2 separate regions of the Homo sapiens genome follow, and region 2 is linked to region 1. Evidence: chromatin contacts called from ENCODE Hi-C or POLR2A ChIA-PET data. All regions are on one chromosome and are shown on one strand. The core of a region is the stretch at or near the end of the contact, and the rest is flanking DNA. Distances in the headings are between cores, read along the strand shown.

Evidence for each region. Hi-C counts contacts between places; a loop is a spot of excess contacts on that map. ChIA-PET counts read pairs that join two places held with the same protein, here RNA polymerase II (POLR2A). Pooled maps may share reads with other maps.
Region 2: a loop to region 1 is called in a map with no recorded cell type, with 14 times the contacts of the local background. The contact joins the promoter of SPEN here to the promoter of NECAP2 in region 1. A Hi-C loop is called at or near these places in 1 of 168 maps with a recorded cell type or tissue (naive thymus-derived CD4-positive, alpha-beta T cell), 3 of 37 single-sample maps with no recorded cell type and 10 of 50 pooled maps. POLR2A ChIA-PET finds 5 or more read pairs at or near these places in 1 of 52 experiments (CD4-positive, alpha-beta T cell).

What each region holds. Positions count from the first base shown.
Region 1 is chr1:16,438,013-16,442,769 of GRCh38, forward strand. NECAP2 (NECAP endocytosis associated 2) reads left to right here and starts at 2,712. Exons shown (of 8, transcript NM_018090.5): 1 at 2,712-2,841. The coding sequence starts at 2,750. RefSeq lists a silencer at 142-312.
Region 2 is chr1:15,844,789-15,849,545 of GRCh38, forward strand. It overlaps SPEN (spen family transcriptional repressor), which reads left to right and starts at 2,919. Exons shown (of 15, transcript NM_015001.3): 1 at 2,919-3,362. The coding sequence starts at 3,280. SPEN-AS1 (SPEN antisense RNA 1) reads right to left here and starts at 3,359. Exons shown (of 2, transcript NR_024279.1): 1 at 3,320-3,359. RefSeq lists enhancers at 70-169, 2,049-2,561, 2,562-3,073, 4,497-4,757 and silencers at 2,656-3,225, 3,406-3,825.

The DNA.
Region 1 (4,757 bases), core at 1,462-3,961:
GTCTTCCAGCCTGGGTGGTAGAGTGAGACTTAGTCTCAAAAAAAAAAAAATTGGAAAATAAGGCCAGGTATGGTGGCTCATGCCTATAATCCTAGCACTTTGGAAGGCTGAGGCAGGAGGATCTCTTGAAGACAGGAATTCAAGACCAGCCTGGGCAACATAGCAAGACCCCCGTCTCTACAAAAAGTAAGAAAAATAGCAGGGTAGGGTGGTGTGTGCCTGTAGGCCCAGCTACTCAAAAGGTTGAGGCAGGAGGATCCCTTGAGCCCGGGAATTTGAGGCTGCAGTGAGTGATGATCGCACCATTGCACTCCAGTGTGGGGTGACAGAGAGAGAAAGAAAGAGAGAGACCCTGTCTAAAAAAAAAAAAAAAAAGAAAAGAAAAAGAAAAGAAAAGAAAAGAAAAATAACCAATATTTGCAAAAATGTGAAGAAATTGAAACCCTTGTGAACGTAAATGGTGCTGCTGCTGTGGAAGACAGTTTGGAGGCTCCTCAAAAAGGTGAGCAAGGCCGGACATGGTGGTTCACACCTGTAGTCCCAGCTACTTGGGAGGCTGAGTTGGGAGGATCACTTGAGCCTGGGAGGTTGAGGCTGCAGTGAGCCATGATCATGCCAGTGCTTTCCAGCCTGGGCAACAGAGTGAGATGCTGTTTCAAACAAAACAAAACAAAACAAAACCACTAAACATAGCATTATTGTATAACTCAGCAGTTTCACTCCTATGTATACACTCAAGAAAATGGAAAACAGGACTAGAACAAGTGTTTGAACACCAATGCTCATAGTAGCCCGATTCCCAATACCAAAAGGTGATAACATCCCAATTGTTGACAGATGAATGGATAAACAAAATATGGTATATACATGCAATGGAATATTATCCCTCCATTAAAAGGAATGAAATTCTGATCCATGCTACATGAAAGAACCTTGAAAACTTGATGCTAAGTGAAATAAGAAACACAAAAGCCCAATATTGTATGATTCCACTTATAAGAGGTATCTAGAAAAGGCAAATTCATAGAGACAGAAAGTAAAACAGAGGTTACTAAGGGATGGAGCAGAAGGAAATGGGAAGTTATTGCTAATGGGTGTGGAGTTTCTGTTTGGGATGATGAAAAGTTCTGGAAAGCATGATATAGTTGCACAATATTGTGAATGTACTTAATTTCACAGCATTGTACACTTAAAATGGTAAATTTTATGTTATGTATATTTTACAATAAAAATGTAAGTGGTTAGATCAATCCTATAATAAAAAGCTTATAAAAAATGAGTAGAAATGGCCAGTCGTGGTGGCTCACGCCTGTAATCCCAGCACTTGGGAGGCCGAAGTGGGCGGATCACTTGAGGTCAGGAGTTCAAGATCAGCTTGGCCAACCAGATGAAACCCCCGTCTCTACCAAAAAAATACAAAAACTAGCCAGGCTTGGTGGTGGGTGCCTGTAATCCCAGCTACTCGGGAGGCTGAGGCAGGAGAATCGCTTGAACCCGGGAGGTGGAGGTTGCAGTGAGCCGAGATTGCACCACTGCACTCCAGCCTGGGCGGCAGAGTGAGACTTTGTCTGAAGAAAAAAAAAAAAAAAAGTAAAAAGGAGAAGGAGAGTGAGAGAGAAAAGGAAAGAAGGGGTGGGGAAAGTTTGGGGTATTCAGTGAATCAGAAGTTTGGGATCAGCTTCACCCCCACATAGGGGCTGGCACATTGCAGGCACTCAACTCAATGAGAGAATGGTAGGGAAGGAGGGATTTTGAGAATTTGGCTAGGGTAGACATTGTATCTCCCAGAATATTCTGGGAGAAATCGAAGTTAAGACTGGAATTCTTCTTCTTCTTTTTTTTTTTTTTTGAGACAGAGTCCCGCTCTGTCACCCAGGCTGAGGTGCAGTGGCACAATTTCAGCTCACTGCAACTTCCGCATTCCGGGTTCAAGCGATTCTAGTGCCTCAGTCTCCCAACTAGCTAGGACTACAGACACACGCCACCAAGCCCGGCTAATTTTTGTATTTTTAGTAGAGACGGGGTTTCACCATGTTGGCCAGGCTGGTCTCGAACTCCTGACCTCAGGTGATCCGCCCGCCTCAGCCTCCCAAAGTGCTGGGATTACAGGCGTGAGCTACCAAGCCCGGCCTGGAATTCTTCTTAAATTACTTGTGTTACTAAACTTTACTTCTTTGAATACAACTCGTTGTTGAGGTTTGGCCACACGGGGCCCTGAGCATATAAGTGGGTTCCCCTAGGGGAAGCATGGAGGGTGGTAGGGTAATGGCATCTATTTAGTCTGGTGGGTCAGGTGCCAGCTGAGCCTTACAGTCAGGAGAGGGAAGGATATTCAGGCAGAGGAGGCGCCGAGGCAAAGGCTGGAGGACAGAGATACTGCAGGGTGGGCTACAGCTTTGCCTCTCGGTCAACTGGGCCCCAGGCCTAAGAAACTGAAGCGATGGGGATGATCCACACCCAGACCACGGGTTACAGAGGGGTCTGTCCATGGCGGGCGCAGGGCGCTTTCTTTGCGTCGGAGGGTGTCTGGAGGGAAGGAGAAGCCTCTGGAGGGAGGGAGAAGCCTCCGGAGGTCGCCCGCCACGTGTCTTGAGCCGGGTTTCCAGCAGAGGGCGCACAAACGAGGCGGTGCTGAGGCCCGCGAGCTGCCGCTCTAGCCGAAACCTGGTCAGAGAGTCGCACCGCTTCCGTCCGTCGGACAGAGGAACGGTGGAAGTCGCCGGAAGTTCGGTGGGCTCCAGGCGTCGCGATGGAGGAGAGCGGGTACGAGTCGGTGCTCTGTGTCAAGCCTGACGTCCACGTCTACCGCATCCCTCCGCGGGCTACCAACCGTGGCTACAGGTGACTACCCACCGCCAGACCAGGCTAGCTCCAATTTAACCCTTTCTCCGCCACCCGGACACACCCACTGCGGGAACCGAGGACAGCCCTGGCCAGTTTTGGGGCGAGGGGGAGCTAATGCTGCTGCTTCTTCCAGTTCCAGGCCCGAGCAGGGAGGTGGATCCAGAGTTTCGCCCGTCTCAGTTCGACGCACGGGACTCCTGGCGGCGGGGAGGGCGTTAAAGCCGTATCTAGCGCTTAGGGACCCCGGTGGGCTGCCGGGTACCCTAAACTTGGTCGGGGGTGGTGATGTCACAGACGCTTCTCTTTCAGCGCTAACCGGTGGCCTTGAAGGGATCCTCGAAAAGCCTTAAGCGGGGAGGTGCCCTATCACAGACGGAAATCCCCGAGAGGAGGGGAGGGAGCCCAGAGCCGGCTGAAAGGACCGGTCCCGGGGAGCTTTAAGGTGACGGTCGAAGCCCAGGGACCCCTTCCTACCCAGATCCCTTCGCACGAATTTCACCCTTGATCACAGCCTGGAGCAGTTGGGAGGACCCCTTCTATATTTCTCTGGTCTCTACCTGAGACGAATAAACACACACGCTTGTAAACATACTGAGTATCTCTGCAAAGGAACACAGGAAACTGCCCTAGGGGAGGGGAACCGCCCTTGGAAGGAAACTTCCTTTCCCTTTTGTGCTGTTTGCGTTTTACTACTCTTTGTATGCGTTATCTATCAAAACGACGAAAAATATTAAAAGAAAAAAGATACACTTCATACAGACAACCTGGCCTATGGCTATTTTGTGCCACTGAGTGGTGGTGGGGAGTGCTCGTATTTGCGGGGGCCTGGGTGGCTCTTGAAGGCGATGGTTGTCCAAGTTTTTCGGAAATACAGGATTGGTCTGCACCCCAAGAATGATGGAACGTCCACATTTCCTCTTGTTACTTTCCAGTTGTGTTACCGTGGGCTCATAGCTGATCTTATGGTGAAAAGATGCGTTAGTGAACATTACATTCATGACATATTTTAAAATAGTATAAAAACAAAAACAACAATAACCAAAATACATTTGTTTTCTGTCATCAAACTGTGGTTGGACCATCAAACCATTGATGGTCGTCTAGCCCCATCTCCTGTTGGGTCTTTTTTTTTTTTTTTTGAGACAGAGTTTCCCTCTTGTTGTCCAGGCTAGAGTGCAATGGTGCGATCTCGGCTCACTGCAACCTCCGCCTCCCGGATTCAAGCGATTCTCCTGCCTCAGCCTCCCGAGTAGCTGGGATTACAGCCATACACCACCACACCCGACTAATTTTGTGTTTTTAGTAGAGATGAGATTTCTCCATGTTGGTCAGGCTGGTCTCGAACTCCCTACCTCAGGTGGTCCACTCGCCTCGGCCTCCCAAAGTGCTGGGATTACAGGCAGGATCCACCGCGCCCGGCCCCCTATTGGGTCTTTAGTAGGATGGATTTGGTTCCTCTTGGTGCCCCAGAGAGCGAGGTTATGAATTGTCAGGGCTGGCTGGTTTAGCTTAGAGGAAACTACCAGTGCCTGCACTTAAGTCTTGGAGCTCTCCTTAGCCTGAATCTCAGGCCTGGTAAGAGGAACAGGAACTGAGTCTGCTGATTTGTGAATTGAGAATCTGCATTTGTGCAGCCCTCAAGACAGCCGCGTCCAGGGTTCTTGAGAACTGGCATAGGGACTTCTAAGAAAAGCCTCCTGGAAACACCTGCGGTTCTTGCTATTTGGGGATTTAACTGACCTTTTCTTAGAACTAAAATGTGAAGTTAATGCTTTAAAAGAGTCAAAACAGCTGGCTGTGGTGGCTCACGCCTGTAATCCCAACACTTTGGGAAGCCTCGGTGGAAGGATCCCTTGAGCCCAAGACTTCAGGACCAGCCTGGGCAACATAGACCCTATCTCTATAATTTTTTT
Region 2 (4,757 bases), core at 1,669-4,168, 590 kb before region 1:
CTTAGGTGATCCGTCCATCTCAGCCTCCCAAAGTGCTGGGATTATAGGCGTGAGCCACCGCACCCGGCTCTTTTTTTTTTTTTTTTAAAATCATGATTTTAACAGAAGCCTCCATTCAAGGCGAGACATGCCTTTTATTTCTCTAATTGCGAGACACTTTTCTGAATCCTCTTGTCAGTTGCACCTTTTAATACAATTGAGGTGACACTGTTCTTCATGGTGACACTGGTCTTTCCCAAGAGGTTTCAGCTAATTCAGTCTATCAGATTTTACATCAGATTTTAAAATTTGCTTCAAACTTGGGTGCTTGTATTCAAATTCATGCTTCATAGAAAAATGCATATCAGTTCAACAGTTGACTAACTGCAGCCACGTTCACAGTACTGAATAGTTCATGAGTTTCGTTAGTAGGGTGTTAGCTTGACTTTCCTTATGTGATAATTGTGACAGAGAAATGGCCAGATGTAAATAGCCAATTTTACTTTTTTTTTTCTTTTTTTAAGAGAGGGGTTTCTCCTATGTTGCTGAGGCTGGAGTGCTGGGGCTTTTCAAGGCACAATCATAGTGCACTACAGCTTGGAACTCCTGGACTCAGATGATGCTTCTGCCTTAGCCTCTCCAGTAGCTGAGACTACAAAGAAACAATTTAGTTATGCATAGGTGACCTGAGATATTAGTGCCATTGGTTTTGGTGACAATATTTTCGAATTCAAATAGTGTCGTTTGTAAGTTAGTTTGTATTTAAGGAGATAATCGATGAGGCCAAGTATTTAAAATTGGCTGGGCTGGTGGTTCATGCCTGTAATACCAGCACTTTGGAAGGCTGAGGTGGGCAGATCACCAGGTCAAGAGATCGAAACCATCCTGGATAGCATGGTGAAACCCCGCCTCTACTAAACGTAAAAAAATTACCTGGGCGTGGTGGTTTGCGCCTGTAGTCCCAGCTACTTGGGAGGCTGAGGCAGGAGAATTGCTTGAACCCGGGAGACGGAGGATGCAGTAAGCAGAGATGGTACCACTTCACTCCAGCCTGGTGACAGAGTGAGACTGCGTCTCCAAAAAAAAAAAAAAAAAAAAAAAAAAAATCTGGCTTGCACCTGAAGCAGCACACCTCTGGTATTTCTGTGTATTTTTATTATAAATAATTTTATTTTTCTCTCGATATAGTTACCTTAATTTTATGGGTTTTCCTTGAATTTCTGTAAATTGGCCTTTATATAAAAGTTCAACTGGCCGGGCATGGTGGCTCACGCCTGTAATCCCAGCACTTTGGGAGGCCAAGGTGGGCAGATCACCTGAGGTCAGGAGTTCAAGACCAGCCTGGCCAACATGGTGAAACCCCGTCTTTACTAAGAATACAAAAAACTAGCCTGGTGTGGTGGTGCGCGCCTGTAATTCCAGCTACTCGGAAGGCTGACGCAGGAGAATCGCTTGAACCTGGGAGGCGGAGGTTGCAGTGAGCTGAGACAGCGCCATTGTGCCCCAGCTTGGCTAACAAGAGTGAAACTTGGTCTCAGGAAAAAAAAAAAAAAAGAGGCTGGGCGTGGTGGCTCAAGCCTGTAATCCCAGCACTTTGGGAGGCTTGAGGCGGGTGGATTACCTGAGGTTGTGAGTTCGAGGCCAGCTTGACCAACACAGAGAAACTGTCTCTACTAAAAATACAAAAATTAGCCGGGCATGGTGGCGCATGCCTGTAATCCCAGCTACTCAGGAGGCTGAAGCAGGAGAATCGCTTGAACCCAGGAGACAGAGGTTGCAGTAAGCCGAGAACACACCATTGCACTCCAGCCTGGGCAACAAAAGCAAAACTCCGTCTCAAAGGAAAAAAAAAAAAAAAGAAAGTTCAACTGTAGGTTTCAAAAGCTCTTAGGCCTGGAAAGGCCAGAGGTCTAATTCCTTTCTCTGTTTAAATATTAAATTATGGTCTGAGGGGAACAATATTGGATTCCTGTCTCATTTCCGTTTTATTCCTTCTATACCACAGCGATCAGCAAGGGTATCTTGCAAACGGTTTCGCAAGATTCTATATAAAAAAGTTGCTTAGGCCAGGTGCAGTGACTCCCGCCTGTACTCCCAGTACTTTAGGAGGCCGAGGCGGGCGGATCACCTGAGGTCAGGAGTTCAAGACCAGCCTGGCCTACATGGTGAAACCCTGTCTCTAATAAAAATACAAAAATTAGCCAGGTGTGGTTGCGGGTGCTTGTAATCCCAGCTACTTGGGAGGCTGAGGCAGGAGAATCGCTTGAGTCTGGGAGGCGGAGATTGCAGTGAGCCGAGACCGTGCCACTGCACTCCAGCAGCCTGGGCAACAGAGCGAGACCCCGTATTAAAAAAAAAAAAGTTGCTTCATGTTACAAGCCAGTGACTCTTGGATGGGATGCGTTTCTGAAGCCGTCGCTGTTCAGCAGAGCGGTGAGAAGGGCAACCTTTTTCTGATCGCTTTCCCAAGCAGGCAGGAATCTAAGTGTCCGGAAACGCCAGGAGCTGGCCGCCAGGTGAGCGGAGGACGAAGGGGTCCTGACTTCTAGGGGACAGGCCTTGGCAGCCGCTTTGACCCGTAGCCCTGTGGAAACCAATTGCATTTCTCTTCATATCTTCCACCAGGCCGGGGCCTGGGGTTGCCGCTGGAGGGGCTAAAGACCGCTCCTGCTTCCTCAGCCGCCCCTTGCCCGGCGCGGGAACCCGACCGAGAGCCCGCCAAGCAGCGGGACTCCACTAGCAGCTGCGCGCCTGCGCACCGGGGCCGAGCGCGCGAGCGTTCCTTCCCCGCCTGTAGTCCCTCACTTCGTCGCCCGGTCCGCGCGCCTGCGCGCCGGCTGGGAGGAACTCAGCTTCTCCGCCTTGGCAGGCGGGAGGACGCGCGCGCGCCCGCGGCGAGGGGGAGGCAGTGCGGCGGCGGGAGTCGGGCCGCGCGCGCCAGTGGGAAGCGTCCGGCTGCCACAGCGCCAGCTCCGTCGTAGTCGCTGCCGCCCGTGTCCCGCTCGCCCCTCCTCCCGCTCCCCCGCCCGCCCCTGCCCGGGCGCATGCGCTGCCGGAGCGCGAGGGTCGGCTTCGGGTGTGTGGTGGCGGCAGAGCTGAGCTGCGAGGCCCGAGAGTCAGAACCTGGGGGAGAGGGATGGTCTCTGCACGGGGGGGAGCCGGAGGAGCCGCCGCCGCTGCCGACGCCACCGCCGCAGCCGCCGCCGCCGCCGCCCCGGCACCCGCCTCCCGGCGCTGACGGTCTCGTACGAAGCCGGCGAGGGGGAGCCAGCAGCGGCGGTCGCCGGCACGCCGCCCAGCATGGTCCGGGAAACCAGGCATCTCTGGGTGGGCAACTTACCCGAGAACGTGCGGGAAGAGAAGATCATCGAGCATTTCAAACGGTGAGTGACACGAGGCCCGCGGCCGCGCTCGCTCCTCGGGCGCCGCTTCCCGCCCCGGCCCGTTGCCGGCCCCTCCCGGAGCGCGGAGCTGGTGAGGAGGACTCCGGCCCGGACCCACGGGCGCTGTGGGACCTCGTCAGCCGCTCGGCCCGCGTCGCGGCGTTGGGCCTCGGGTGTCGGCGGTGCGGGCGGCCAAGCCGCGCCGCCTTCGAAGAGCCCGCGGGGCCCCGGCGGCCGCGTCCGTGACGAGGGAGGTGACCGAGGCTCGGCCTCCACGCAGCCGGCGCCCCGGGGCTGCCCTCGCGTCAGCCCGGGAGTCGGTGGGAGATGCGCTGGGCGGCGGGGTCGCGTCCTTGCGCGCAGTGCCCGGCCCGGAGCAGCCGGGACCCGAGCCCGCCCGACAGCCGGGTCCGGCGCCGCCACTCCAAGCTGCTCTGCGGGCGCTCGGCAATGTCTGACTTCGGGAGGGTTCCGTGCGAAGGGAAAGGCGGTGCGAAAACAGAAGTCGCAGTAGGTACTGTGGTCGCGTCGCGGACCCGGAGAGACCATCTAGGACCTCTCCGGAGGATTTGCAGCCTTGAAACTCACTGGGAATGGCAAACGTTTCTCGTTTTTGCGGGGCTGGGTGGAGAGTGGTGTGAAATAAGTTGGTGCGCCCGTTTGGGCTTCCTCGTCCCCGGCGGAGGAGACCGCGTCTGACAGGAGGTTGCTAGCCCCGGCGCCCGTAGCCTCGGGTCGCACTCCCAGGCCGCCCTAAGACCCTGGTGCCCCCCACCCCTGAATTCCCGAATCAAACGGTAAAACATTCCAAACCTTTTACGATGAGAAGATGTAGCTTAAAAAAAAAACCTCCCCTGAATATTTTTGTGAATTATAAGAATAAATGTTGTCGTTGATACATCTTATTGAGTAGCGTGTAGTGCGTTTTCTTTGTGAAATGCCTGTGTACCGTAACAGATAGGCCTCCGCATAAAACACTTATTAAAATGACGATTGGCTTGGACTTGGTGCAGATTCAGAGGGACCATAGCAAATCTGTGGTTGTCCTCGAAAATGACAGTTTATTCCGATATTTAAGACCCTGGAAGGTTTTAAGTTTGGCTTTTAATTTCCCTTACTATGTAGTGAGTGAAGGAAATTATGGAGCGTCCTCATTAATGAGTCACCATGGGAAAAATAGATTGCGTCGCTCGCTTTGAGCCGCTTGGATAAGGAAATGGAAGCAGCGGCGGCGGAGCTCCTGTCTTTTAAATGGAGGATCATTGATTGTGTTGGTGGTTGCTGTTACTGGGGCATTAAACCCTCGCCGCTGGAGCGCGCGTCTGCGCGTGTCCGCGTGTGAAAAGGAGCCGGGAATCGTGGGGCCATTCATAACCTGCTTGAGCTGTCCTCGGC